4 separate regions of the Homo sapiens genome follow, and all the other regions are linked to region 1. A link is a contact called in ENCODE Hi-C or POLR2A ChIA-PET data. All regions are on one chromosome and are shown on one strand. The core of a region is the stretch at or near the end of the contact, and the rest is flanking DNA. Distances in the headings are between cores, read along the strand shown.

Region 1 (7,422 bases), core at 1,834-4,333:
GAACCCAAGCCTCTGTCCTCTATCTTCTATTACTACTTATAAAACTCTGGCCTGTCATATGTGGTCCAATTAAGAAATTCATGGAACAGATAATAAGAGGCCGTGTCAGGCACTTAGGTGATAATAACATTAACATAGTATCCTGTCCCTCCAGGAGTTTACTGTTTGGTGGGGATAAATGACATGCTAACAGCTAATTTACATTCACCCTAAATCAAATCCTCCTCTTGTGTTCTCTTTCTTGATGGTTGGAACCAACACTACCCATTTACAACCCCAGAAGCCTTCCTCCCTCTTCTTTCATCAATTCCCCCATACCCTGAACCAATCAGTCACCAAGTATACTAACTTTGCCTCTAAAGTATGTCTCAAATGCATCACTCTTCTCCACCTTAGTTGTCACAAGCCCAGCTCAGGATACCCTCATCCCTCCTCTGGACCATAACCTCCTAGCCACTGAAGCATCTGTCTCAAATGCCAATCTGACCCTGTCAATTCCCTCAGTCCCCATGGGGAACTGTCCATAGGAAGCGTCCACTATTCTGAACATTACAAACAAGGGCCCTGATAATCTGACCCTGTCCACCTCCAGGCTTAGCTCCTGCTGCCCCCATCCTTTTCCTTCTACTCCAGCAACATGGCCCCCTTCTCCTGGCTGCTTCTAGTCACTGCTTAGGAACCCCCTGCCCCAGCCCCGAAAACACACAAATATACTGGTATCTTGTCGCTGTGTTTCTATGGCAACCTGTGCCCTTCTCTCACTGTGTGTCTCTCCCACCAGTCTGTCTCTCCCACCAGTCTGACAGTTCCTTGAAGGCAAGAACCAAGCCTTGTTCATGCCTGTGTCTCAGTGCTTAGCACACAGTAGGAGCACAACATGTGTCAGGCACTGTTTTAAGCACTTTTCACACATCACCTCATGACACTCTATAAGGAAGCTGTTATTACGGTGTCTATTTCACAGTTGAGGATAGTGAGAGATGAAGCGGCTTGCCTGAGATGCAACAGTCAGGAAGCAGCAGAACTCAAGCAATCAGACTCCAAGGATGGTCTTCAACACCATGCTCACCTACCCCTCAATTTACATGTGCTTGTTGAATGAATGAACGATGACACGTTTTCACCTCCCCAGCTAAGTAAATTAAACAGTTCTCTCCCAATAAACATTAGCAATCACTAGTATTGGACACTGCTTCCTTTCCCCACATCTGCCTTCCATCATTCGCTCCTCCAGGGATTTTGGCTTTCACCCCTCTCTTCTCTCCCCTCCTGAAACCCATTCAGCCCCTCATCATGTCTAGGTGTTTAGTCTTGTTTTCCTTTTGAAACATCTGTCAGATTCACTCCTTCTCTGTTCTCAATCGCTGTCATCCTGGTCTGGACCTCATCCCTTCAGGCCACATGACTTTAGCAGCGTCCTTACTGGTTTTCCTGACTTCAGTAACTTAGTCCTTTGGGATCTTGAGGTTTACACACATTTTTATTTAACCATCACAACAACCCATGAACTAGCTATTATTATTTATGTTTTATAGATGAGGAACTGAATGATAGAGCCAAGGTTTAAACGGGGTTTGTGTTGCTCCAAGGACTGTGCCAGCTCCAGACTGGTGACCTTGGGCAAGTCACTTAACCTCCGAGTCTCAGATTTCTCATTTATAAAATGGGCATGATAGCAGTAATTATCACATTGTAAGAGCAACTGAGATAACACTTAACATCCTGCCTGACACACACACACAGTAAGTGCTCAATGATTTTCAGCAATCAAAGTCCACAATCCCCATCCACAAATTTCATAGCATATCTAGCATATGAGTTGGTTAATGGTTCTGGGCAAAATGTTTTCTCGAATAGCTCTTGAACCACAGTGAGAGGAAGTTGTCATACCTGGCCCCTTCTTTATTCCTCGAAGGTGTGCTCTCCTGGGAAGCACCATATGCTGTATGAAAAATTACTTTACATGGTTATTTGCAGAATGTACAGCAACAGAAAGTACACCCCATCTGGTGGAAAGTGCACAGAATCTGCAGTTCTGCCCTGTCCAGGCTGTGTGACTACAGGAAGTCTTCAAGCCTCTCTGAACTTATTTTCTTATCTACAAAATGAGAAAAATGGATGGTGTGGTGGCTCACGCCCATAATCCCACCACTTTGGGAGGCAGAGGCAGGAGGATCATGTGAGCTCAGGTGTTCAAGGCCAGCCTAGGAAATATACTGAGAGCCCCATCTCTATAAAAAATTTAAAAATTAGCCGGGCGTGGTGGCGCTCACCTGTAGTCCCAGCTACTCGGGAGGCTGAGGCCGGAGGATCGCTTGAGCCCAGGAGGTCAAGGGTGCAGTGAGCTGTGATTGTGCCACTACACTCCAGCCAGGGTGACAGAGAGAGACCCTGCCCCCCAAAAAGGGGGAGGGGGGAATAATACTTTCCCCCAAAGGATACTGAGATGATGCATACACAACCTTTAGCACACTGTCCAACACAAAGCAAGACCTACTTAAAGGATCTGTGTAACATTATAATCAGATACTATGCTTCATTTTAAGTCGAGGACCAGATAGATTTATAAATTACATACTGTCAAAATTAAGTATTAAAAGTAGAGGAAAGGTAAGAGGATTTTGCAAATCAGGTACAACTACAGCTTATCCTGAAAAGCCGACTGCCTAGTTCTGAGGGAACAAGCCACTCCTCACCCTCAAGCTTGAGGAGAGGGCTGTAGAAGCCCGCCCACCTCCACCGCCCCGAGGGCTCCGCCTCCAGGGCCGAGGGACGCAGGCGTAAGCCCCGCCCACTGGGGGGGGGGGGAGAGAGAGAGAGAGAGAGAGAGAGAGAGAGAGAGAGAGAGGAGAGAGAGGAGAGAGAGGAGAGAGAGGAGAGAGAGGAGAGAGAGGAGAGAGAGGAGAGAGAGAGAGAGAGAGAGATATATGCCCTGGTCACGTGAGCGGGGTGCGGAAGTCGTGTTTCAGGCGGCGTTCGTGATTGGCCGCGGCCGAGGGTCCCGGGGGTGGGGTCAGGCCCTCCGACGCTTCGGGAGGAGCCGGGACTGGAGGCTGCCGAGGGGGCCGGCGCCCGAGTCCGGGATTCGGCCAGTGGTGCTGAGCGAGTGCTGGACCAGCGGCCGTCCTGTGCACCTGGCCTGTGCGCGTGCCCGCTGCTCGGCTTCACCCAGACTAAGGCGCGGGCAGCTGCGGGAACAGGCGGGGTGGGCGGAGGGAGACCGGGAGGCACGGGCGCCCTGTGCGCGGAGGAGGTGAAGGCGGCCGGGGCCGGGACGCCATGTCCATGGAGGACCCCTTCTTTGTGGTGAAAGGGTGAGTGTCGGCCGAGCGCTCCACCGGAGGAAGAGGTGGCGGTGCTGCCTGCCCGCACCTCCTAGGTCTTCTCGCAGTGGGGGGAGGGGAGGCAAGTTGGAGCTGGGGAGGGGGAACAGTGGAGACGGCTTAGTCTTGAGGGCCATGACCAAGCGTCAAGAGACGTTCCCTCCATCCCTACCTGGACCGTGAAGCCACTGTCCCCAGCCAAGCCCCTGGTGGTGGGGGGCCCTTTTTGGCCTGTGTGCTGCGGTACAATTTATTTGGGGGCCGAGGGGCTCAGCAGCTCTGCAGGTGGGGAAGGAGACACGCGGGTCCTGGCGCACACTGGCCGTCTAGTCGAGCATGGGATCTTGCTTCGAAGGAGCGAAAACAGCATCTGGGCAGGAAAAGGGAAATGGCCCTCCTGAGCTTTGTAGTTCGCGTTGACGGGGGTGAGCTCCATTGTCCATTGAGTTTGGAGCGCTTGTCCGCAGACTGGCGAGACCACAACAAGCCCAGAGGCGTCTGAGCACGTTTGCTGGGAGGGAGGCGGGGGCGGGGGCCGTTCTGGGAGGCTGGGGAGCAGGGCACCGGAAGACAATTCAATGGGGGAGTTTTTACTGAGTAATGTGAGGAGAGGAAAGCAGTCGTTCATACTCAGTGATGATTTGGAAGGAAAACAAAATGAAACAAGCCAAACCAAACTTTCCTCAGCTTTCTATTAGCAACCGGAATTTTCTCACAGTGCTAAAGGAAATGAGTGTTGCTTGTTAACTCCTTGATTTCATCCAGGTTGTTTGACAGGTTTCTCCTATTTCTTCTGCCTTTCAGAATAGAAAGGACTGCCTTCTGTTCCCTTACAAGCTATCCTAGCTCATCTTTGATTGCTCGATTGTTTCTTTGGAGATAGAGTCTTCAACTGCACTTTGTAATATCCACTTCGTAGCCATTAAACACATGCAAGAAGATCAATTCTGATGTAACTTTTAGTTTCTTATTAGAAACTTGTCAGTTTTCTGTTTTAAATGTCAAACATGAAAAATCTGAAAACTGCAAAGTTCCCAGGTCAGTACTGATCACCACAGAATGTCCCTTGCTTTTTACTAGTTGCTGCTAGCTTCCTATTTCTGTAGTGGTGCAAGCTGGCCGTTGTATAGTCAAGTGTTGTAGAAAATTTAAATGGTATTTTAGGTGAAATACTTTATCGATTATGCAGTAAAATACATTTATACTACTTCTTAATATTTCCCTGGAAAGTTTTTTTTCTTCACCTTACTCTAATTTAGATGGGAAAATGCTGAGTTGTAAATTTACTGGTAATATGTGTATCCCTACCTAGAAAATGTGATATTTATTAGAAGGATTGATTTAGGGGTTAATTTTTAAAATAGATGTTTTTTCCTTGATTGAAAGTTCTTAATGCTTAGGTTGGCAAAGGTTATCTCTGGCGGTAGAGATCAGAGATGATCAGAAATTTTTTGTTTGACTTTTTATGGAATTTGTCAAAAGCCTAAATTCTTCTGTCTTGGCATTTTTTTTTCTTGATGGTATCCTATACAGTCTACTAATGCTTGCTCACTGATTAAATATCACTACTTTATCGGAACATTGGCTTGGAGGGAGTTTTGATTGATTTTTACATCATTTTAGCTCCTATCTTTAAGGTTCTTGAAGGAAAAGAGATTCTCAGTTCCTTCTGCTGTGGAAAGGTAAAGTCACCCATGAAGGTGTATCCAGATTTTTGGGGAGTCATGTACCTGTGTTTATTAAAAGTATCAAAAATGCATTACACAGCATGCAAAAATTAAAGGTGCCTAAATTATGGCCCTTAGCCTAGGAGCTTCTGGTCTAATCTGAGAAACAAATTACCCCAAAATTAAATAGAAATGACAGGTGGCAAATGAATGAGTGTTGAAGTGAATGCTACAGATAAGTGCCTCAGGAGTTCAGAGAAAGGTAACTCCTTGGGAATTGTTAGGATTAGGAGAGCTTTTGGAGGCAGTAGTGTATCTTGAATTAGGTTTTGAAGATGGGCAGAATTTAGATAATCAGGCCTGTCTCTCTTACCTGGATGCTTATCAGAGTCTTTTTAATTGTTCTTCCTGCTTCTGGTCTCATTTCCTCTTTCAGCTGTCCTGGGATCTATTGGATCATTGCTGTCCAATAGAAGTATAATGCCAGCCATGTATGTCATTTTACATTTTCTAGTAGCCGCAGTAAAATATAAAGGAACAGGTGAAATTAATTCTAATGTAATCTCTAATACATTCAAAATATTCAACATGTGATTAAAGATTATTGATGAGATATTTTACTTTTGTACTAAGTCTTCTAAATCTGATACATATTTTACACTTACTGCACATTTAAATTTGGACATTAAATTTTCATCAGAAATAATTGATCTGTATTTAAAGTTCATTAAATACATTTTTTTTTTTTGAGACAGAGTCTTGTTCTGTTGCCCAGACTGGAGTGCAGTGGTGCAATCACGGCTCACTGCAACCTCTGCCTCCCAGGTTCAAGCGATTCTTGCACCTCAGCCTCCTGAGTAGCTGGGACTATAGGTGTGTACCACCTCACCTGGCTAATTTTTGTATTTTTAGGACTATGGGCAGGGCACCCGCCACCACGCCCGGCTAATTTTTTGTATTTTTTAGTAGAGACGGGGTTTCACCATGTTAGCCAGGATGGTCTCGATCTCCTGACCTTGTGATCCACCTGTCTCGGCCTCCCAAAGTGCTGTGATTACAGGCGTGAGCCACCGCGCCCGGCCTACATACTCTTTAATTGTTCCAAACATACATAAAAGGTTTTTGATAACTGAATTGCTATCAGTTACCAAGTTTACATTAATTAAAATTTAATTTCTGTCACACTAGCCACATTTCCAGTCAGTAGTTGTATGTGGCTTCCGTGTTGGACAGCACAGTGTAAGCTTTTCTAGAGTCCTAGACAGGTGTACCCTACTTAATATTATTCAGTGGCTGCTGCTGGCCTGCAGAATAAAGTGCCAACACTTCCTGACCTCACTGATCTAGCCTCTGCTCTCCCTTAGCCTTAGTACTCCAGCAGTGCCAGACTCAATACAGTGACTGTGATTGCTGTACTGGATGCTCTTACTCTACATGCACCCACACTGCCTGATTCACCCACGCAGCTTTCTGGAGTCAGTGTAAGCATCTCCCTTGCCTCCAGGAAGTGCTTCCTTTGTCACCCCTAATTATTGGACCTCTTCCTCTGTCTCTCTTTCATTATTAGACTATGAGCTCTGAGGTTTGGGACTGTTTTTTTTTTTTTTTTCCTCTGTATTTCCAGCCTACACCTTGAATATATAGTGTAAATGTTGAACACATACTCTTTGTTGATGGTGGTGATTGTGATGGAATGGTGCCTCATGGGTGAGAACACCACCAGCCAAAGGCCTAAGTTGGGCAATGTGTGTTAGAAATGATCTGGAAGAGCAGCCCAGGTGGAGTAGACAGTTTAGGGAAGTAGTAACAGCTCACATTTAAAGGATGCATCTCCAGTGCCAGGCATACATGTAAAGTGCTAAGTAAGCACTTTATATGAATTTTCACTCTGTAAAAACACCCATATGATGAATACTAGCCACATTTTAGAGATGAGAAGCTGAGGAAGTGTTAGAGGGGTTAACTTACTTGCCTAGGGTCACACAGCTAATAAGTGGTGTACTCAGGCTTCAAATTAGAACAACCTGATTTCACACTACTGTCAATACTTCCCAGTGCAGGTAAAATAGGGTCAAGTTATGTTGGCCTAAGGAGAATCTCATCTTGAGGCCATTACAGATTTTTAAAGCAAGGAAATGACATGAAATTAGGATTTTAGGAATATTGATTTGGTGGTAGTGTTGGATGCATCAGTGTGAGGAAAGATGAAAAAGGAGACCAGTTAGAAAGCTGTTGTAACTTATACATGCAGTGGTTAGTGCTTGGAAGTTTGAAGCTCCTTTTGGGAGGTTTTGACATTGTCAATGTCCTGTTCGGAACAGAATCCCACAACAGGGATTGCTCTTTTATCCTTATGAAGTAGGTATTATTATTGTCATCATTTCACAAAAAGGAAAATGAAACTTAGTAAAAAACTTCAACTTTATAAGCTT
Region 2 (7,422 bases), core at 1,499-3,998, 1.8 Mb before region 1:
CTCTGAGCCTTAAAGGCCCATAACCTAAGCCATCTCCCCACTGGAGGGATGTTTAAGTATCAAAGGAGATTGATGCTATGCCTGCTGTATATCTTCACCTAGCACTCCCACAAACATCTCAACTTAACATGCCCAAAGGGACCTGCCATCTCCTTTGTTCCTTACTGTAGAGGGGTGAGAGGGCCAGCTCTGGAGTCAGACCTCATGGATCTGCATCCTGGCTCCACCACTTACCAGGTAGGTGACCTTGAGCCCATTAAGTAACCTCTTTCTGCTTCAGTTTCCCCTTCTGTAAATGAGGATAATAGTAATTATATTTCATAGGGTTGAGAGAATTAAATGAACTAATTCATGTAAAGTGATTAACAACAATGCTAGGCACATAGTGAGTACGTGTTCAGTGCTCTCCATGAAGTCTTGCCTGATGTGTATAGGACAGTAGAAAATACTATCATGCCCTTACCAGCATCATCTTCCCAGTCATCTCTGCTCTGCTAGTGCCTCCTTTCCAACACTCACTACTCTTGTCTATTTAGGGACTAAGTCATTTCAATTCTGTTATCTTCTTCCCCTGCTATTCCTCCTTTCGCCTTTATAATTTTTCCCTTCGTTACCTCTTATCTAGACAAATAGGCAAAACCCCAGGTCCACAGGGCCCAAGAAGGTTCAAGTGATAAGAGTCCTGAGAGCTTGAGTCAGCATTAAACACCTCCTAAATCCAACACTACTAGGCTGTTCAGGCTAAATAAAACTCCGTAGTCTTGTGCTTTTGCCTGCATTTATTTGATACTAAGGACGGTAACACTGATGTTCTTAGAATCATCAGAAGCTCAAATTGGCAGTTTTATATGTCTTTAATGGAAAGAAATAAAACTAATTACCACAAATGTAGTTTGATTAGTTCAAAAATTCAAAACAAGGGGCCGTTGGGAGTGTAGGATAGGGGTTAGGAATCACTGTCCTAATCCCTCTTCTCTTCTTCAATCCACACCAGCTGTCAGATTAATCTTCCAGTAACACCAGCATTTCTGGTCTTGTCTTTGTCCTGTTTAGAAAATGCCAGTAGGCTAAAGAACCAGCTCCCTGGGGTCTGGGTCTCTATTGAAATCTTCGTGCCTGCACTATACTTGCCCAGCTGAACAAACTGTTTGCTGTTCCTCCTATCTACCTTTCACTGTCTGTCTGCTTGCCTTTGTTCCTGTGGTTCTCTCACTTCAATCTCTTCGGTCTGATCAACTTTTAAAGCTCACTTTATCCATTCCAGCAGGTATAGCTTAAAAACAAAAACAAACAAAAACCAAAAAACCTCTCATTTTAAAAACCAGGGGATTTCCTGATACCCCAGCCGAAAATAATTTCTTAAACCTCAGAATTCCCCCAAACAGTGGCTTTTCATTAAAAACCTTACATCAGAGTTATTAAGCAGGGTGGTTTTGGCTCCTCTCCTAGACTGTCTGCCATCTGGGGGCAATGGCAGCTTGGAAAATTTCTTTGCACAGATAACTACACTACGTAAAAGTTTGCTGCCTTTGCAAACTTTGAAACGCCTACAGGAAGAAATGGGATAAAAACGACTTTGGCCGGGCGCGGTGGCTCAAGCCTGTAATCCCAGCACTTTGGGAGGCCGAGGTGGGCGGATCACCTGAGGTCAGGAGTTCGAGACCAGCCTGGCCAACATGGCCAAACCCCGTCTCTACTAAAAATACAAAATTAGCCGGGCGTGGTGGCGGGAGCCTGTAGTCCCAGCTACTCGGGAGGCTGAGGCAGGAGAATGGCGTGAACCTGGGAGGTGGAGCTTGCAGTGAGCCGAGATAGCGCCACTGCAGTCCGGCCTGGGCGACAAGAGCGAGACTCCGTCTCAAAAACAACAACAACAACAACAACAACAACAACAACAACAACAACAAAAGACTTTAACAGAGAATGATCAGTATTTTTAAGATTCAAGTTTTTAATAAACTTGGGAATGTTATGCTTTGAAGCATAACAGATAATTATCATTATTTTTAAGATTCAAGTTTTAGATAAACTTGGGAATGTTATGCTTTGAAGTTTTCAGAGCTCGTAGCTAAAGCGAATAGCTCAAATGTTCTCCAGCCTAAGGCTTAATGTGAATTTAGATTATTACTGAAACATTGGGAGGGGGTATTACTCTTGAAATCTTATACCTCCATCCACAGATAAGAACACTCAGTGCAAAGAATTAAAGCTGCCTAAGTCAAATTCTTTTTTAAATGGCAAAGTTGTTTTTTTAAGAGACAGAAAGTGAGGGCAGAATGTACCTCTGGGCAGAGAATATCTTGAGGGACAGGTACTCGGAGAAGAGGAGATACAAATAGGGATTTTTAAAAAAGCAGAAAACCACCAATTTCTCCTCAAGTGAAGGGGGGATGTATCAGGTTTAACTTTAAGCTCTCTTCTGCTCAATTGCTAACTCTATTTTGAGGAAAGGACCTTTGGAGACCCGGCAGATATGCTGTCTGCAAACAATCCGGGGGAGTAAGTTCTTCTGCCCCCGTCTGTCCCTACACTTTTCGCATTCACACCTTCCCCAGATCCGTTTCCCAGCGTATCTGCCTTCCCTCTTTCCTCCGGGTCCGTCAACGTCTCACCCACCCGCGAGTCAGGCCCCAGCGCCCCTCCGCCCGAACGCCCAGGTCGTCGGGCCGTCTGCGTCCGTCTGTCCTAGCCCGTGCCGTCGCGGGCCGCGCTCACCCAGGCCTCCGCTCTTGTCCGTGCAGCCGCTCCGCCCGGCAGCCGCCGCCGCGCTTTATATCCGCGGCCGCCCGGCTCGGGCCCACGTGCCGCCACGCCAGGGAGCCTGGGGGTTGTAGTTCTGCGCCGCCGCCCGCGAGGCGCGCCCGGAACCGCTGGCCCGGAAACCCCGAAACGTTTTGCACACTGGAGTCTGCTCTTCCCCGGGTGTCACCTGAACAACATGGGCTGAAGTGACTCCGGCGCAGCGCCCCGGCTCCCCGAGGATCGGAAGCATCCGAACTGGCGGCCGGGTGCCCGAGAGCACGCGGCTCACCCGCGCCACGCCGAGTGCAAACCTCCCCCTGCCTCGTCTGCACGCCAGTCCTTCCCGCGTGCGGGCACCTCCTGGGCTCCGCTGCGTCTTAATTTTCCTTCTCTTGCGCAGGGCTCTGCAATCCCCACTATCTCGTGGTTCTGCGTTGTGAGGTTTGGGCTGCTGTTTCCGAGGCGTACGGAGAATCCCAACTGCCCATCGGCGTTCAGGTCTCTTCGGGTTGACGCCGCTGCACCAGCCCTGCAGACTCTCGTGTTAAAGAGAGATGAGCGAATTTTAAAGTGAATTATCTACTCATACGGGAGCTTTCCTGGCTTCTTTTGGAGAACATTTGAAAGAGTTTTGAAAGGGAAAATTATTTTTAACCCAACCGCCTCTACTTTCAGGAGTATCAGGAGTCTTATTCTAGGATCATGTACTGTGTGAATAAATCAGGAACAGAGCCAGAGACAAGTCCTCAGTTTTCTCTTGCTGATGTGATTCCACCTCAATTTTCCATAAAAGGCGATGGCTGATGCTTATTATTACATTTAGAGAAACTAAATTGTTCAAAGGGCTTTCTAGTTTGCAAAGTGCTTTTAAATGTATTCTAATAGTTCTTTCGTTGCACAGAGCACCAGAGATAATAGCTAATAAGTACTGTGTTCAGTGCTTACTCAGCCTGCACCGTTCTAGCTGTTTTAACATTTAATTCATAAAATAATCCCATTGGTGGGTCCTGTTTTATAAATGTATATATTACAGATGAGCAAGGATCATTCCATTTTACAGATCAGAAACAGGTTTAAAGAGTTGAAGTAATTTGCCAAAAGCCATAGAGCTGGTTAAGCTGTGGTTTGATTTCAAGTAGTCCAGAAGCTTGTGCTTTTAACACTATGTTATCCTACAGGAAAAAAAAATACAAAAAGAAAAGAAAAAGAAAAACCCTTAGTTACATGAAGCAAGTTCTCCTAAGGCTGCAGCATGGTTTTTGTTTTGGTTTGGTTTTTGTAATATTAACAAGAATATTATATCCTAATGGTACAATGAAAGTTTTTTTTTTTTTTGGAAAGTCACAGTTTAATAAGTGCAAAATTAAGTATGTCAGTACCCAAAAGGTATAGGTCATTAGGCTTAACATTGTCAACCAACAAACCAATATTCTAAATGCATGAACTAACTACTTTTTGTATAAATATGGTAGTGCAAAGTAATTCCTTATAATAATTTGTTAGTGTCTACCAAGAAGCAGATGCTAAGATGGGATTAGATGTGCAAGAAACTTACTGGGGGAGGGATTTGGAGCAGACAGGAGCAGCCTGCAGACTGATGTAGGGCTGACATCTGTGGAACAAAAGATGGAAGAAAGGAGCATGGAGTAGGGAGAGTCTCACTGCATTCTTACAGTATCCACTCTGTGCCGTTATGAAACTCAGAGCCTATACTGTGAAGTGTTGGGGAGACGTTGTTTTAAAATATGGTAAATGCAGTGATAGACTGTACAGAGATATTACAGGAACACTGAGCTCTAATCTGGGCTGAAGGGGGTGGTGTGTGTGTGTGTGTGTGTGTGTGTGTGTGTGAAGAGGCAGGAGGGTGTTCCAGAAACGTCTTACTGGGGAAGGTCACAGCCAAGCTAAATATCAGACAATGAGTAGGGCTTAGAAGAAGAGAGGCAACAAAAGGCTCAGTGCTGAACTGCAGGCCTCTAACCCCCTTCTGATAAGCGGCAGTCTCTGTGAGATTTCTTCTATTATTATGTAGTATTATTTAATCATTAATTTTCTTGCTTTTGTTTCTTGCCCCCAACTCCACTGCAAGGTGTTCAAGGCAGGCATCATGTCCTATTCCTTTGTTTTTCCCACAGTGCAGGACATAGTGTCTATCCAAGTGCAGGCCAAGAGGGTGAGATTTAGAAATATTACTACCATCAACTCTTCTTTGTTTAAAACAAATGTATGTCAGGGTTTTGTATCAGATTTTGTTTGCTACAATTCAAATTTGAAACCCACTGGTGCAGGGGAAAGAGCTTGGGAGATATGGTGCAATGAACTTGGTCAGAACAGTCATATGTTCTATCCTTGGAGCTGGAGGTGATGCCCCCATCACAGGCTCCTGAACTGACTGTGGGTGAGGGGTGGTCCCCCAGAAAGTTTCCCCTTATCTTCTGGTAAGGCTATACTAACCTGAAAAGAGAAAATGGGTTTTCAACAACTGAAACACTGCTAAATTGCGGAACACTTATGAAGGAAGGAGACCTAAGTTGGATCTTGAAGTGTTGTTACCCATTGTGTTCCAGTAAAAGGTCTGTCCACAGGTGGACAAGAGTCTGTTCCATTCACTGTGAAGAATGCGTAACCGGGTATGAGAGTCACTTCTGGAAATTCTGGCTTGTATGGGTGTGTCAATGGGGCTGATGGAAAAGGTAGGGTTTATTTTTTCATCAGAGTCCAGAGGTCTTCAGAGAAGGGAACAGGCCACGAATAGAAGTTGAACTGATTGCTGGCCCTGAGACAAAAACCCTTGTCCTTTAGGGTTTATCTTCTGAGCGTGAGTGCTAACTAGGAGAGGGACATCTCTTGAGAAGGGAAAAGTCCTGTGCATAAGCTTGGGTTCAGAAGATCCTTTGGGATCCCAGGAGGGGGCAGCATAGTGCGGCCATGCTCAGCTGTCTTTTGGCTTAGCCCTTTAGTGAATGCTTACTGGGTTCTTAAGGAGAAAGAGCTAGAAGGAAAAAAATGAGTTGAACACAAGAGATATACTTCCATATTTGGCATTCTTAAACCTAAGATCTGTGACTCCAGATTTTTAAGTAACGACTTTATTGACATATATTTCACTATGATACAATTCATTTAAGTGTATAATAGTTCAGTAGTTTAGTCTATTCACAGAATTGTGCAACTTGTGTCACCATTTTAGAACATTTTCATCACTCCCTCCAATAAAACCCTAGCCATTAGTAGTCACTCATTTTTCTATTTCCCCCTCCCCACCCCCAGCCATAAGCAGCCACCAATCTATTTCTTTCTTTCTTCTTACTTTTTTTTTTGGTTGCCCAGGCTGGAGTGCAATGATGCAATCTTGGCTCACCACAACCTCTGGCTCCCAGGTGATTCTCCTGCCTCAGCCTCTGGAGTAGCTGGGATTACAGGCATGCGCCACCATGCCAGGCTAATTTTGTATTTTTAGTAGAGGCGGGGTATCTCCATGTTGGTCAGGCTGGTCTCAAACTCCCAACCTCAGGTGATCCGCCCACCTCAGCCTCCCAAAGTGTTAGGATTACAGGCGTGAGCCACTGTGCCTGGCCGCCACTAATCTATTTCTATAGATTTGCCCATTCTGGACATTTCATATAAATGGAATTATATGGTGTGTGTGTGTGTGTGTGTGTGTGTTTTGAGACGGGCTCTCACTCTGTTACCTAGGCTAGAGTGCAGTGACATGACCACAGCTCACTGTACCTTTGACCTCCCAGGCTCAAGCTATCCTCCCACCTCAACCTCCTAAGTAGCTGGGACTATAATCGTGTGCTGCATCTGGCTAATTTTCTATTTATTTTTTGTAGATACAAGGTCTCACTATGTTACCCAGGCTGGTCTCAGACCCCTGAGCCCAAGAGATTGCCTGCCTTGACCTCCCAAAGTGTGGGATTACAGGCATGAGCCACTTCACCCAGCCATGCTATGTGGTCTTTTGTGTCTGGCTTCTTTCATTTAGCATACATAACATTTTCAAGATTTATTCATATTGTGGATTGAGTTAGTATTTCATTCCTTTTTATGTCCATTGTATGGCTATACCACATTTTATTTATCTTTTCCATTGTGACAAGGATGCTTTTCATCTGGCTGACTTCTACTCAGATGCAACCTTCCTAAAAGGGACCTCACTCAGATCTTCCCAATGTAGGTGACAACCTCTCCTCATAACACCCAGTGCTTTCCCTTCTGATCACAACTTCTTGGTGTGGATGTGGTCTATCTGTTCTGTTTCATGTGACACATATAGTGCCAATACTGCATAAATGGTTGAAATAGTATGGCATGCAGAATGGATGTTGATAACAGAGAGCTATGTGCTGGCTCTGTCGCCTGAACATAGACTTTATCACTGATGGGAGCAGGGTGCCTCCCTGTTGACTAGGGTTAAGGCAACAGTAGGAACCCTCCTGGCCAAGAGGGCTGGTATCACACAGAGAGTAAGGACTGGACAAAGAGGACTGTAATGCCTCTTTGTGACCAAGCAGGATGGATTCCTGGCATAGATTAAATCTAGGGAACATTGTCTTGTTGCTGAGTTTGTGACTTCCTTGTCCTGAATCGTATCTCTAGGCCAATGTGACCAGTGGGTTACATACACTCTTTTGTCACCACCTAAAAATGGAGAAAACTTTAGAAAATATGGGCCTA
Region 3 (7,422 bases), core at 2,449-4,948, 1.6 Mb before region 1:
ATCGGAAGAGGGTACAAGGGAACTATCTGGGATGATGGGAATGTTCCATGTATCAATATTGAGGTAGGTTACATGAATGAATGCATTTGTCAGAACTTCCTGAATTAAAACTGTTAAGATCCCAGCATTTTGCTTTCTGTAAATTACATCTCAATATGAAATGTTAGGCAATGACATTCTGGAAAATAAAACTGTAGATGGTAAAAAGATCACTGATTGCCAGAGGCTTTGGAGGGTGGAATAGACAGAGCACAGAGGATTTTTAGGGCAGAGAGATGACTCTGTGTGATACTGTGATGTGGATGCATGTCATTATACATTGTCCAAACTTGTAGAACACAGGGCACCAAGAGTGAACTCTAACGTAAACTATGGACTCTGGGTGATAAGGATGTGCCAATGCAGCTTTCTCTGTTGTAACAAATGTACCCCTCTGCTGGGGGATACTGATAGTGAGGGAGGCTGTGCATGTATAGAGGCTAGGAATCTATGGGAATCTCTGTACCTTCTCCTCAATTTTGCTGTGAACCTAAAACTGCTCTAAAAAATAAAGCCTAACTTTAAAACATATTAGGCAAATAAATCACTAGATTCCTATTTCAAGAAGGCAGAGTTGAGTCCTTTCTGTACCCTTCTTTCTTAAAAACAATGGGCAAACAATTAGAATAAGAAACAGCAAAATAAACTTTAGCTTGTGAAACTAGAATAACATCTGTAACCCACATGAAGACAGACAGCAGAGGGAGGAATGACAAATGACTCACCAGAGAGGATGGAAGCCAAACCTGATCCCAGAGGGTGAGCAGGGAAGGGTGGGGTGGGGGTTAACTGACAAGGGGCAAGTTCTTCGCCTCAAGAGTCCCTGAAAGGCTCAGGTACTAGAGGAATCAGCAGGAAGGTGGGCAAGAGGGATGCTGATGGAAGCAGGACTGTTTCAGAGCCTGCTGAGAAGGGTTCACTTTACCCTTCCCTCCACTTCCCTAAGATACCATCTGTATAAACCCACAGATTCCTTCTCCTTTTCCTTTTCTGTAAACCTGAACCCTTCTAAAGGCTTTAGGTCTGGGAAATCCAAAGCCAGGAAGATCTGCAGGCTACTTTTGTTTTTCTACTCTGTACAATACTTGCCTGACAAAATAAGGTGCAGAGTCAGCTATTTGCTTGAATGAAGGGAAATAGGAAATTTTAGGTAGAAAACACACACAGACACAGACAGACACACACATACATTAATATTGCCAAATATCATCTAGCTACTTATACAGAAATATTTTATGGCTTGTTTATTATCCATTTTTTAGTATTATACCTTATGCAGTATTTCCACCTTAAATAAATCTGGGGGGTAGAGCAGACACAATTATTCCCTACCATAGTGCAGATAAGGGGAATTGAGGCACACAAAGGTTATATGACTTGTCTAAGGTCAAACAACATGTTGCTGTCTAACCAGAACAACAGTCCTGGACTCTGGGCTCCAAGATCAGTATTTCAGCATTCAATGATGAGTGCTTATTGCTCTTCAAAAATATGGGCAGACAGACAAAAAAGAAGAGAGAGAATATACTATATGATTCCATTTATATACAACTCTAAAAAATGCAAACTAATCCATAGTGACAGAAAGCAGATCAGTGGTTGCCTGGGGCTAGGAGGGTGGGGAGGAGGGGAGCAGGGATTACACAGAGGCATGAGAGACTTTCGGGATAGTGGATGCGCCCACTCTTTTGATTGTGATGATTTCACTAGGTGTTTGCCTATGTCAAAACTTGTCAAGTTGTCCACTTCAACCATGTTAACTGTATGTTGATTATCCCTCACTAAAGCTATTTTAAAAAATATGGGCATAAATGACTCACTTGCTGGGCCTCCCTGCAATAATCATTTCCACCTTTTTAACATTTACAGAACATCCAAATACATGCTAGACATATAGAGGGGATATATGCAGAGGGGTACAATATCCCCCTGCCTTCATGGGGAAAATGCTTAAAAGAGAGGGTTTCAAACAGGGAAGTAAAGAGAACAAACATTTACCGAACATCAAACATATTATCTTTTTCAATCTTCACTAAACTCTACATGACGGATATTATCATCATATCCATTTTCCTGGTAAGGAAATTCTCAAGCCAGTAATAGCTGGGGTTTGAGGGAGCCAGTAACTAACACCTCTGCTTTTCACTCACTTCCTGAGTTCAGAACCCTTTGACACAGGAGTCAGATACCTGATGATGAAAACGTCAGCTTTATTACAGAAAAAGCTGGTTTTGAGGGCTTGGCTAAGAGCCACATGCTGCCAAATGGGTGTGCTAACAGATTCTCCTGAATTGAACTTAATTCTCAAACTGCAGACTTCCTCTCAGGCTCCACTAAACTTACCATAGAGTAGGAATTGTGGGTCTCCTGGGGACAGGCCACTCCTGAAGAGAAGTGAGTATGTCTGGTTCCTTTTTCTAAACTCACCAAGCAATGAGTTGCTACTTCTATGGGTAGGGCTTACTAGATTTAGGGGGAAAGTTGGGGAGAGAAGTCACAATTATAACTTTAGGGCAACCCCTTCTCATGAAAACATAGGAATCAAAAAGAAGTGTTGCCCTGAAAGGTTAAGTGGGATTCAGACCCAGATTCATGTTCTAAAGCAGTTATTACATCCATGGTTTTCATTCTAAAAATTTTGTGCAAACTAATTTATGTGCACCGAGTCCTAAATTAAATGGACTACAGGACATTGGATTTGAAGGAACACAGTGGTGAACTTTTTGCTAATGGGTGACTTTTTATATTCTTTCATTCATTTAAATAGTTTTTGTGCACCTATCCTGCAATAGGCCCTGAGCCCATCACTAGGCAGGCCAGGATAAATGTCCTGGCCTCTCCCTGTCCTCAGGGAGCTGGAGGACTCATCAGCCATCTCCAAGTTTCAGCTCTGGCCTCAGCTTTCTTTTTCAGCATATCTTCTGTTGACTGATTCCTTTTGTGCCTGCTATAACCAACAAACAGGATTTCTCCTTGAGGCCTCAACACATAACACCCCACTCCCTTTCTCATCCCTTGACTTTACTTATACTGTTTCCTATACCTGGAATCCAATTCAGTTAAGCAAACATTTTTGAGCATCTGCTGTGTTAGAGCTGTGAGAGGTAGAGCTACAAAAAGGAATAATATCTAGCTACAGTATCCTGTAAAGCTTGGCCTTTAAATGTTTAAATCCTATCCATCCTTCAAGGTCCACTTCCTCCATGAAGTCTTCTTAGGTTCCTCAATCAGCTGTAATCACTGGTATTTGCCTCAATTGTAGCTTTGAATGATGCTTTCACCTGCTGACCGAGGACTCCTCAGCCACCTGTACCTAAGGGAGCACAATGGGAATACCCCATAGTTCCATGACTCACCTCTATAGCCGCGTCCCTGAAAAATCGAGTCTTTCATTCCCATGCCTAAAATGTTGCTGCCCAGCATACAATGGGCAGGAAAGGACACAATCAATGGATGGCAAAGACCACCACTTACTTGGCCTCTCCCTATACCTTGCTTGGCTACCTCCCCCCGAGTTCACCTTTGCCTCAGTGGCAAAGGAAGACCCTCCTGTTGCCATGGCTACTGGTCCTCTCCCCATACCACTCTCCTGACCTCCCACCACATCCCCTGCACTTCAAGCTTGAATGCGCCTCAGCTGCAGATGCTCTCACCTCCCCCTCCAGTCCAGGACCTCAGCCTTTCCGGTCCTTCCTTTCATTCCTTCCCACAGTCCTAACCCTTCGCTAGGAAGCCAGAGCTGCTCTGTCCTGGGCCCAGAGCCAGGTTATATTTTGATGCAACCCTAGGGACTCTTTGGGGTTTTTTTCCAGGTTTAGACTTATCGAACATCTTGCCAGACCAGGGAATATAGTCAGATTTCTTTTTCTGCTGCCTATACAGGAAGGAGAAGTGGGGGAGTCCCCTTCTATTATTAGAGAAATTTTGGTTTGCAACAGAAATTCAACTCAAACCAGCATGAATAAAAGGGAGTTTTGGTGAGAATACTGGAACACCCCATGGAATCTGTGAGCAGAAACAGTGAGCAGAACCCTAAGGAATGCAGAAGCCCTGACTTTCCTCCTCTTTTCAGTTTCTCTCTGCGTACTACCTTTCTCTTTTCTTGCTGACTGTTCTCTGTTTACCAGTTCACATGGCAAAAAATGGTCAATAGTTCCCACATTTACATCATCAGTCTTAACACAAAGATATGGCCAGGTGTGGTGGCTCACGCCTGTAATCCCAGCACTTTGGGAGGCCGAGGCGGGCGGATCACGAGGTCAGGAGTTCGAGACCAGCCTGGTCAACATGATGAAACCCCGTCTCTACTAAAAATACAAAAAAATTAGCCGGGCATGGTGGCGGACGCCTGTAGTCCCAGCTACTTGGGAGGCTGAGGCAGGAGAATCGCTTGAACCCAGGAGGTGGAGGTTGCAGTGAGCCGAGATCGCACCATTGCACTCCAGCCTGGGGGACAAGAGCCAGACTCTGTCTCAAAAAAAAAAAAAAAAAAAAAAAAAAAAAAAAAAAAAGACACTGAGAGGGAAACCAATCTATCCTTCATCCTGGGGTCCAAAATTCCCAGGTAAGAGACGGATTGGCCCAGGTTAATTTGAATGTGCTCAATCTGGTCAAGGAGGCAAGATCACATTATCAGAGCACAGCATTTCTGCTGCAACCACATGGACACAAGAAGGGAAGGGAAACTTTCTACAGAGGGGTACTGGGGCCAAAATCCAAAAGGTGTCTCCCAGACCCTCTCATGGAGCAAATTTTAACAGCCACCTCTCTAGGAAACTGGTCCCCCTCATTCTACATCTAGCCACCTAGGCGATATTGCTGATAATATGCTATTTACAGTTGTATCTTTTGCACCACTCCCCACCCCTCCTTAATCTCCTGGAGGACAGGGGCATGCTTAGGGTTGTTTGTGCCCTCCAGTGCTTATCCAGTGCCTGCACTCAGCAGGTTCATCTCATGTCTGCTGAGAGAACATGATGTTTACATGTACCAAGAATTGTTCTGGGCCCTTGACACATTAACACATAATCCTTGAAATAACCCTATGAGGTAGGAACATGTGAGGAGGGCGAGGAGGGTATGTAACTTGTCCAAAATCACAGTTAGTCAGTGTCATAGCCAGGATTCAAACCCAGGTGGTCTGGCACTCTGCTCTTAGTTCCTGGCCAGTAGACTTCACCACCTCTCCATCTGTGTTTGGTGAGTTTCTAGCTTAATCCTCAGGTTTTCTCAAGAGAGCCAAATCTGTAGATGCACACAGGCAGCGGTGTTTCTGGATAAGAAGGGAAAGTAGGAGTCAGGAGGTACTTGGCTCTTCCAAGATGGAACTGGCTACTCTCTCTTTCATGCCCATACCTTATCTGTGCACAGGTAGCACCTGGAACTTTTTCCTTCACCGATTTGTTTATGTGTCTGTTTTACATACATGACCAGTAGTGTTTGTTTTTAAAATTTATTTAATATAGTCTTATTTTAAATAAAAGTATTGCTGGGCAACTGGTTTTAAGTTGTATATGTAGAAGAAAATAATAAAATTAACTATCTCTTATTCATCTCCCCTCTGCTCCACCTCCCTTTCTCCAGTGAAAACCATTTTCAATGTTAAGGTATTCATCTGGTACTTCCCCTATATTTCTAACTCACAGAGTATGTGGCTGTCTCTTGAGTCATTAATTTCAGACATTAGTTATAGACTTCCTATTATGGTAATGAAGATATTAAAATCATGTACATTTTCCTCTTTTCTGCTAGCTCCCTAGTCCCCCAATTTCTGGTTAACAAAGCTTTTGTTATTGTGATTGTATAAATATTGTTTGCTATTAAGCCAAGTAATATATCTTATTTACCTGTACATTCTTGCATATTGTTTTTCTTTTTTCCTGGAGTTAGTAATTGCCTCTAATTTTTATTTGTTTAGTTTTCTATCAGCACCTGACTAAGCCCTCCCATGTGCTCCCACAGCTCTGTGAAACATGGCTCAATAACATTTCCACATTGTCAAGTCTATCAGATTTTTTTTTTTTTTTTTTTTTTTTTTTTTTGCCTCTGAGACATCTTTCCTGGAGCTCTTTGATGTCTTATTCAGGGTTGGCTGCTCTCATGGCCCACTGTTGTCCTACCCTTCCTTCCTTTGCCTACTTCCTGAGAACTCCTTCTACTTTCCTCTTATCTCTCGAGTTCTGTCTTCCACTCCATCCTTTCCTGTTTTATGGACTTACATATTTTCTAGTGTAGCTTTCTGAGGGTACATGGGAGATAATGTTTTTGAGACTTTTCTGACTGAAAATCTTCATTCTCTGCTCACTCTTGAGGTGGGTGACATAGAATTCCAGGTTGAAAATAATTTTCACCAGGCGTGGTGGCATTCACCTGTAATCCCAGCTACTCAGGAGGCTGAGGCAGGAGAACCACTTGAACCTGAGAGGCAAGGGTTGCAGTGAGCTGAGATCGTGCCACTGCACTCCAGCTTGGGTGACAGATCAAGACTCCATCTCAAAAAAAATTTATTATATTATTTAAAATATAATTATTATTATTTTCACTTAGAACCTTGGAAGTGTTCAATGTTATTATTGAGAAGACTGATGTTATTTCAATTCCTGTGTATTGTTTGTGGTCTGTTCCCCAATCCCCCTCAATCCCCCGGTCTCTAGGTTCTTAGGACCACCTTTGTATCCTAGGGTTCTGAATTTATAATGATGTCTGGGTTTTTGTATTCAATATGAGCTGAGCGCGTGGTAGCCCGGTCAGTGTGGAGACTGACACTTTGGGGATGGTTTGCTTATAGGATTTCTTTGATAATTTCCTCCCCACTGTTTTTTCTGGCATTCGTATTAGTTATAAATGAAACGTCTTGGCTTTATCCTTTAATTTTCTTTCTTTCTTTTTTTTTTTTTTTTTTGAGATGGAGTTTCACTCGTTACCCAGGCTGGAGTGCAATGGCGTGATCTCGGCTCACCGCAACCTCCACCTCCCAGGTTCAAGAGATACTCCTGCCTCAGCCTCCCGAGTAGCTGGGATTAGAGGCATGCGCCACTGTGCCTGGCTAATTTTATATTTTTTAGTAGAAATGGGGTTTCTCCATGTTGGTCAGGCTGGTCTCGAACTCCCGACCTCAAGTGATCCACCCACCTCGGCCTCCCAAAGTGCTGGGATTACAGGCGTGAGCCACCGTGCCCAGCTTTATCCTTTAATTTTCTAATTTATTATTTCCAATGTCCCTTTTTTTCTGACTTTCTGAAAGATTTCCTCAACATTGTTTTTGAACACTTCTGTTGATTTTTTTGGTATCACATTTTTAATTCCCAAGAGGTTATAATTTTTCTCTGTTTCTTAGAAAACAAAATTCTGTTCTTGTTTTATAGTTGCAATATTTTCTCTTAT
Region 4 (7,422 bases), core at 2,116-4,615, 1.6 Mb before region 1:
ATGCAATACCCTAAACAGTAATCATTAATCATAGTAAAAGTCATTTCCTACAACCAGGCTGAATTTGGTCAACTTCTCCTACCCAGGAGGAGAGGGTGCCCAAAGTTTTTGTCATGAACCAGTGGGGAAATGTCCCCAGTGATTGCCTATTTCACTTCTGCTGGAGATGATCACTGCCTCCTCATTCAGCTGCTTCAGGATACGCTCTTAAATCTAAAAGTGGCATCCAATTGTGTCCCACAACCCTAAGTGCTTCTGCAGCATTTAATAAATTCCTTAGTCTTTCTGCACCTTTGCTGTACCTGCAAATGATAAGAGCTTTTCCTGTTTCTTTCACTTTCATGCCTCCTCCTACTTCTTCTGCTTTTCACTGGCTACCATGGCTCCATCACTTCTTTTTCAATACTGTCAACCGTCTCTAATCAGCCTCTTCCCTTGACATCTGTTTCTGTGACAAACAATAGTTTCCTTTCACTTTCCCTGCTCCCCACCATGCAGTTCTATTTCCTTAGCTAGATTATAAGGTCCTTGAATTCAGGGAAGAGCCTTAAAAGCTATTGTTTTCCCACCAACTTGGGAATATAGTAAATTCATAAGAAATATGTATTTGTAGATTGATGATTGAATTTGGAGGACCTAAACCACTGTGAGGATCATCTGAGCTAAATCAGAAAAATGGAGGAAGAGTTCTCATTTCTGCTTACCATTATCAGTAGACAAAGATCCCCATCTAGACTTCTGCCTCCATGGAAAGGGTAGTGCTGGGGGCTGGGAGCTGAAGGAGATGAAAGGCAATATGGCTGGGATGCTGTGGGACATTTAATCTTGACTACGGCTTTGCCCAGACTGCTGACCCCAGATGACCCAGGGTGCAGAGCCGTGCCCCCATGCTGCCATCCATTAAAGAGATCACATCTGCTCTGGGAGTGCTGGGCAAAAATGAGGTCAGGTTTTGTCCAAGCCAGTGCAATTCATAAGTGAGCTCAACTTGCTGGATTTACAGCAACTGTCGAGTCATCCTGCATTACCGAAACTGCAGATATGAACCGACCTGCTGGGAAGATAATTTGGGATAAATTGTGAACTTCAAAAAGTTTCTGCCTGGAAACTGAAGAGGTAACCATGGCAACAAAGAGGCAGGTTGAACTTGGAGAGGGCCGTTCATCTAGAGTAGGGAGCTTTGTGCTCTCAGATTTGCTGGTCTGTGCACTGTGCATCAATGCCTTTGTTTTTTTTGCAATGGCGCGATCTCGGCTTACTGCAACCTCTACCTCCTGGGTTCAAGAGATTCTCCTGCCTCAGCCTCCCAAGTAGCTGGGATTACAGGCACCCACCACCATGCCTGGGTATGTTTTTGTATTTTTAGTAGCGACTGGGTTTCGCCATGTTGGCCAGGCTGGTCTCGAACTCCTGACCTCAGGTGATCTGCCCGCCTCAGCCTCCCAAAGTTCTGGGATTACAGGCGTGAGCCACTGCTCCTGGCACCGTTTATTTTGCTTTCTTTATCAGAGCAGGAGAAAGTACTAGCTCAGGAATTGGGAGATAGGATCCAATTTCCAGCTATTTCCTGTTCCAGTACACTTAACTAAGAGTGCCTCAGGTGTACTTAACTAAGAGTGCCTCAGTATACACTGCCTATACTGTATTCCAAGAGGCACAAAAGACTCACTAATTTTCCTTATTGCTAGCAATCCCAGTATCCCTATTAAGTAAAACTGAAAGCTATTATAACATTTATTGACTGCTGACTACATGTTGAGCACTGTCATATAAGCACCTTATATGTTGTCACGGATGCTGTGCGGTGCCACCCAGATCCCGTCTTGGGGACTGTGATCATCATTTCCCAGGGTGTTAGTCTCTCTCCAGGAATTGCTCTTGACAAAGGGCACTGCCTTAAGATTAGGCTGTCTTCTTGGGCAGCTGTATGCAATGAATGGTCTTTATGGGGTTACCAGGGCCTTGTCCTCTTGCTTCAGTGGACAGTTCCAAAGGGCCAGCTGAGCTTCCGGGCATTCCTTGGAACCAGCTGGGGTCTCTGTTGAAATGGCATGGCCTTCAACTCCTCCCTCTGCCCAGACCTGCTTTCTTTACTCCCTCTTAATTCTGATAACTCTCCCCAGTAAACCTCCTGCATGCAAGTGTCTACCCGAGTCTAGTTCCTAGGAACTCAAACTAAGAATTAATTTATTTAGTTCTCACAACCACCTTATGAAATAAGTTGTTCTCTTCGTAGAGACAAGGAAATGGAGGCATAGAAAGGTTAAGCAGTTTGCCTCGTCTCCCATCAGTAGCCAGTTAACAGTGAACGTGGCCTTCCTGCAGCTGGGTCTTCAGCAGGTCACCTGGCAGAGCCATGACTTGAAACCTGAAAATCTAACTCTAGACCCTGTACTTTTAACCTCACATACAGCCTCTTAATAGCAATCCCAATGCCTTTATGGGAAGATGAGGTGAGAGGAAGGGCATTTATTACCTTTATGTCAGAGATGGAGACAATAAGGTATTAACTGCTTAAACCCAGGATCGTCCACAGGTATAGCCGTGACCGGGTACTAACCTTTGTGTGTGTGTGTGGTGTGTGTGTGTGTGTGTGTGTGTGTGTGTGCAATGGAAAAAGAATGGCAAATTCACATTTGAATTTTGGAGCCAACACTTACTAGCTGCACATCTTTGAGCAAGTTATTTAATAACTAAGACTTTGAGCAAGTCTTACTTATGTGCCTAGCACATAGTAGGTGTTCAATAAACTACTCATCCCTATTCCACTTTTCTGTCATCTCCAACTGTGATCTTGGACAAGTTTATTTAGCTTTCTGATTCTCGATTTCTTCATCTATAAAATGGAGATGATGATGAAGAGCTTACTTAGCCCCGTGTCCATCATGGTAAGAGCCTCGTAAAGGGTACTTATCAGTATAATCAGATGCTGTTTTGCCCAGGTTTGCACCCTGTGCGCCTGTCCTCAGGACCCAGCAGGCTCAGACTTGCCTGCGATCAAAGAAAGCCCTGTGTGCCTCCCAGACCCACCACCCCCGTGCAAACTCTCTCAACACGACACCGCTGCGTGACTTTCCTGCTGTTACTAGAGGTCGGCAGGTACTTTTCCCTAGGAAACTGGGTGTGCACGTCTCATCCCCGTGCCAATTCTCTTGCCGCTTTTCCTTCCACACGCGGCGTCCTCTGGGCGGAGGGTGCAGCTCCGCGTGCTCCAGCTGCCGCGAAAGTTGCACCCGGCCCAGTCTGGCTGCGGGCCCCGCCTCCGCCTTCTCAGCGCCCAGCCCCACCCTCCGATTGGTCAGCAGTGCCCAGCCCCGCCCCGCTCCTCCGAGGGGATTTAAAGCAGCGGCCGCTCAGTCTGGGCGCTTGCAGGCTGCTAAACCCAACCGCAGTTGACTAGCACCTGCTACCGCGCCTTTGCTTCCTGGCGCACGCGGAGCCTCCTGGAGCCTGCCACCATCCTGCCTACTACGTGCTGCCCTGCGCCCGCAGCCATGTGCCGCACCCTGGCCGCCTTCCCCACCACCTGCCTGGAGAGGTAAGGGGAGGTTGTCCAACTGCTTGGGGGAAGTCCCACCAACTCTTAGGGAGTGGAGCGGCAGGCCTGGGGACCTGGGTGGGCGCGGGGATGGGGCGCTAGAGGCTTGAGTAGAGAGGTAGAAGCGCACTTGATGCCACGTGCTCAGATTCCAGGAGCAGGGAGAAAGCAAGGGGAAGGGAAGCAAGGGCCCGCGGCTTGCTGCCATCCCCATCCTCTGACAAACTGCAGTCGTGCTCAGGTGACCTGCTGAAGACCCGGCTGCGGGAAGGCCACGTTGACATTTCCAGGCAGCACTGAGCCTGCCCATTTCTTAAGCATTTGTTTTTCATTCCTCAGACCAGAGCTAGGGGCATTGCCTCCTCTGCCCCTGGAAGACAGGGAGATTTTTTTTTTTTTGGTGGGGTGTGTGGGGGTGGGGGCTCCCACTGTTGAGGGTGTGTCCATATTCCAGAGAGCTACTCAACAGCTTCCAATCCTTACTGGCTGGGAAGGAAAAAGTAAAGATGAAGGCAGGAATCAGTTTCCCACACAGTTCAGAAATACTTCTGAAAAGAATGCTGAGTTCTTTTCTGAATCAACAGGCACGAAGAGAGATCAGTGTGACTTTAGGGAAAAGCCCATATATGCAGCGTGTGTATTACCCAGAAAGTGTAAGACCTACCACAGCATAGCTCAAACATTGCTTTTGTTGCTTTGGGGTTGATGATGCTGATAAGAGAAGCACTCTTGGCCTGGGGACAGCCAAGAGTTTCCAGGAACTCTTGAGGCTAAAGTTTGGGTGGCACCACCCAGAGCTCTTCTGGGACCCATAAACCTCTCCACACTGGCTGAGCAAATGAGAGAATGCTTTCATGTTCCTGATTTGTTTTTCAGAGCCAAAGAGTTCAAGACACGTCTGGGGATCTTTCTTCACAAATCAGAGCTGGGCTGCGATACTGGGAGTACTGGCAAGTTCGAGTGGGGCAGTAAACACAGCAAAGAGAAGTAAGTGTTGCTGACCAGCTCAGGGCTCCGAGAGGGAAGGGAGTGGGAAGGGAGTCATGAGGAGGGAAATACAGGGAGAAGCCAGGACACGCTAAGTGGACCTTGGCAACACCTCCCTAGAGATTTTAGTGGGACTTGTTGCTGGTCTGTTATGACTACTTGGCTCATGGGTGAGTGGGTAGGTGGCTCCAGGGCTCCAAGTCCATCCACGGATGAGGGCACACAGGGCATGAATGCCTAGTTCCCAGACTCTCCCACCTCGGGATTCATTGCACGTGCATCCAGGGCTAGGACAGAATCCAAGACCACTTGAAGTTTTCTAGTATGCACCTTGCCTAGAAACTCTTTCATATTGGCTATCAACTGTACCAAACTCTGGAGTTATGTGTAGATGTAATCTCTATTTATGAGGACCTTATTTCCTTGGGAAGGTGTACAAAACAAATCTTTGAGAGTCAGGGGAATTGAAATAATTTTTGGACAGAGACGAGACAGGCTTAGAGATATTGACTGAGGACTAAAGAGTCCCTGGCTTTGATTTCTGGTTGCTGAATTGTGCTCTAGAAAGCACTACTGCTTACCCTAAGTCCAACTAAGAGTTTGAGGTGTCAGCTTCAGCAATCACCAAGCAAGCCTTTCTGTGAATTTTATGCAGTTTTCCATCAGAGTTCTGGCTAGAATTTGTACTATGCTTTGGTTTGTTGATTTTTTTTCTTACTCTTTTTTTTTCTTTTTGTCTTTTAGTAGAAACTTCTCAGAAGATGTGCTGGGGTGGAGAGAGTCGTTCGACCTGCTGCTGAGCAGTAAAAGTGAGTAGGAGCCTTTTGTGTCTGTCTCTGGGTGGCACATGTGTACTCATGTGCTTTGGAGCCAGCCCCAGGACTGCTGAGAGCCTGGGCAGAATAATAGTAGTAGTAATAATAATAATAATGATCCCCTAGTGTGCCAGCCTCTATTCAACATATAAAGGCAGGTCATTGTTCAAGAAAATTATGTTCTAAAAATAGAGCCATTAATTGCAATTGCTTTCCTTTCTTCTTGTATTCCCTGCTGTCCCTCCAGCTGACCTATTTCCTCTTCTTTCCCGCAACCCCAGATGGAGTGGCTGCCTTCCACGCTTTCCTGAAGACAGAGTTCAGTGAGGAGAACCTGGAGTTCTGGCTGGCCTGTGAGGAGTTCAAGAAGATCCGATCAGCTACCAAGCTGGCCTCCAGGGCACACCAGATCTTTGAGGAGTTCATTTGCAGTGAGGCCCCTAAAGAGGTTAGAGCCCCCATATGCCCAGTGAATCCTCACGACCCTGCCTGCTCCTTCCCCTCTGAGAATCAGGGCTAGAGGGGAGGAAGGGCTAGGTGTAGAGGTAGAAGGGCCTTACTTGGCACAGGGGTGACTGGGCTTCTGTGACCAGAGACTAGGAAAGCCAGGCCCAGTGCCACTCCTGGGTGCTTAACCCTAAGACTCATGATGGGGCAGGATGTGTTGGCAGGTTTTTCGGCTTCTGTCCATACCCACCTTTATAAACCCATCCGTTTTTAGAGGCTCAAAACACTTAGCAACTGGGGAGACAAGGTCAGCACAGGGACCTTATGTAACCTGGCTCAGTCCCCAGGCTGACCTGCCTGAGGCCTGCTGGTCTGTGGTCTGTGATTTTTTTGTCTACCTTCTCTCCTGGCCGCTAAACGCATGGCAGCTGCATTTGCTAAAGAACACAGCGCCACCTGGTGGAAAGATAAGAGTAATGCCTTACTTTTGTACCTTATTTTTGTTTTCTGACCGCTGATTGATTCCACATAATTCTGTAAAGGTGTATTGAGCCCCAATTATATTCAAGACACTGTTACAGTCACTGTGTATGTCACAGTGAGCCACACAAAGTCCCTTACCTAATGAAACTTATAATTTGAATGGGGGAAGATGCCAATAACCAACTAGACAAATATATGCCAGGTGATGAGCTATGCACTCATAAAAATACAGCAGGAAATGAGAGACAGGGAGTACCAGAGGTAGGGCCTGGGAAGACGTAAGGTTTTCCATTCTGTAAAGGGAAGTGAGGACATATGAACAGAGATAAGAAAGAATTCAGGGAGGGAAGAACATTCCAACACAGGAAGCAGCAAATGCAATGGCCAGAGCCTGCCTGTCACAGTCACGGATGAGCAAATGGACCTGTGTAGAGCAGGGCAAGAGCAGGAGATGAGGTCAGGCATGAGGAGGATGGCCAGGTGTGGGCTTGGGGAGCCTCGTGGGCCCAGCAAGCCCTTTGGCTCTTCTTCTGAAAGACATGAGGAGACAACAGAGGAGCTACCAAACTGAGTTGGGTTTTTAAAGGCTCACTGTAGCGACTGGGTAGAGAACAAACCACAGGGGTGGGGGGTAAGGTAGCAGAGAGACCAGGTAGGAGGCCTTGGTGCAAATCCCAGGAGAGCTGATAGTGACTTGAAGCAGGGTTGCTGTAGAAGAAAGGGTGAAAGGGGATTGCGTTTGTATACATTCTTGATAGATCCTCATGTTAATTCTGAGAGATTGGAGGACAGACACTGGATCAGATGTGGGTACAAGCCCAGAGCTGAAAAGCTAGTGATCAACTCAGGAGCCCCCACTTCCTGATGCAGCATCCGATGCTCTTTCCAATGCCCAGCCTGCCGTTGGCCCTCCCTCAGCCATGCCCACCCTCTTCCCCAACTCACCCTGTGTGTGTCCTCCTTCCCGCAGGTCAACATTGACCATGAGACCCACGAGCTGACGAGGATGAACCTGCAGACTGCCACAGCCACATGCTTTGATGCGGCTCAGGGGAAGACACGTACCCTGATGGAGAAGGACTCCTACCCACGCTTCCTGAAGTCGCCTGCTTACCGGGACCTGGCTGCCCAAGCCTCAGCCGCCTCTGCCAC

Evidence for each region. A loop is a pair of places that touch in the nucleus more often than their neighbours do. ChIA-PET counts read pairs that join two places held with the same protein, here RNA polymerase II (POLR2A). Pooled maps may share reads with other maps.
Region 2: a loop to region 1 is called in a pooled map, with 7 times the contacts of the local background. The contact joins the promoter of NPL here to the promoter of STX6 in region 1. A Hi-C loop is called at or near these places in 5 of 50 pooled maps.
Region 3: a map with no recorded cell type shows a loop between it and region 1 (12-fold over the local background). The contact joins the enhancer-like site here to the promoter of STX6 in region 1. A Hi-C loop is called at or near these places in 3 of 37 single-sample maps with no recorded cell type and 8 of 50 pooled maps. POLR2A ChIA-PET finds 5 or more read pairs at or near these places in 1 of 52 experiments (WTC11).
Region 4: a pooled map shows a loop between it and region 1 (3-fold over the local background). The contact joins the promoter of RGS16 here to the promoter of STX6 in region 1. A Hi-C loop is called at or near these places in 2 of 37 single-sample maps with no recorded cell type and 8 of 50 pooled maps. POLR2A ChIA-PET finds 5 or more read pairs at or near these places in 1 of 52 experiments (WTC11).

What each region holds. Positions count from the first base shown.
Region 1 is chr1:181,018,531-181,025,952 of GRCh38, reverse strand. It overlaps STX6 (syntaxin 6), which reads left to right and starts at 3,083. Exons shown (of 8, transcript NM_005819.6): 1 at 3,083-3,314. The coding sequence starts at 3,280. RefSeq lists silencers at 2,802-2,901, 3,022-3,151 and an enhancer at 2,560-3,343.
Region 2 is chr1:182,785,099-182,792,520 of GRCh38, reverse strand. NPL (N-acetylneuraminate pyruvate lyase) reads right to left here and starts at 2,748. Exons shown (of 13, transcript NM_030769.3): 1 at 2,716-2,748; 2 at 235-289. RefSeq lists an enhancer at 2,595-3,095.
Region 3 is chr1:182,619,644-182,627,065 of GRCh38, reverse strand. No RefSeq gene overlaps it. Among named protein-coding and RNA genes, the nearest start is that of LINC01686, 8.2 kb to the right of the region's middle. RefSeq lists an enhancer at 4,189-4,248. Within about 2 kb of position 3,698, at least 4 of the 41 ENCODE cell types and tissues checked have a DNase peak (open chromatin) inside an H3K27ac peak, as active enhancers do.
Region 4 is chr1:182,600,332-182,607,753 of GRCh38, reverse strand. It overlaps RGS16 (regulator of G protein signaling 16), which reads left to right and starts at 3,365. Exons shown (of 5, transcript NM_002928.4): 1 at 3,365-3,538; 2 at 4,415-4,525; 3 at 5,270-5,334; 4 at 5,622-5,788; 5 at 7,241-7,422. The coding sequence starts at 3,495. RefSeq lists enhancers at 3,051-3,130, 3,601-3,650, 3,741-3,800, 6,221-6,270 and a silencer at 5,851-5,910.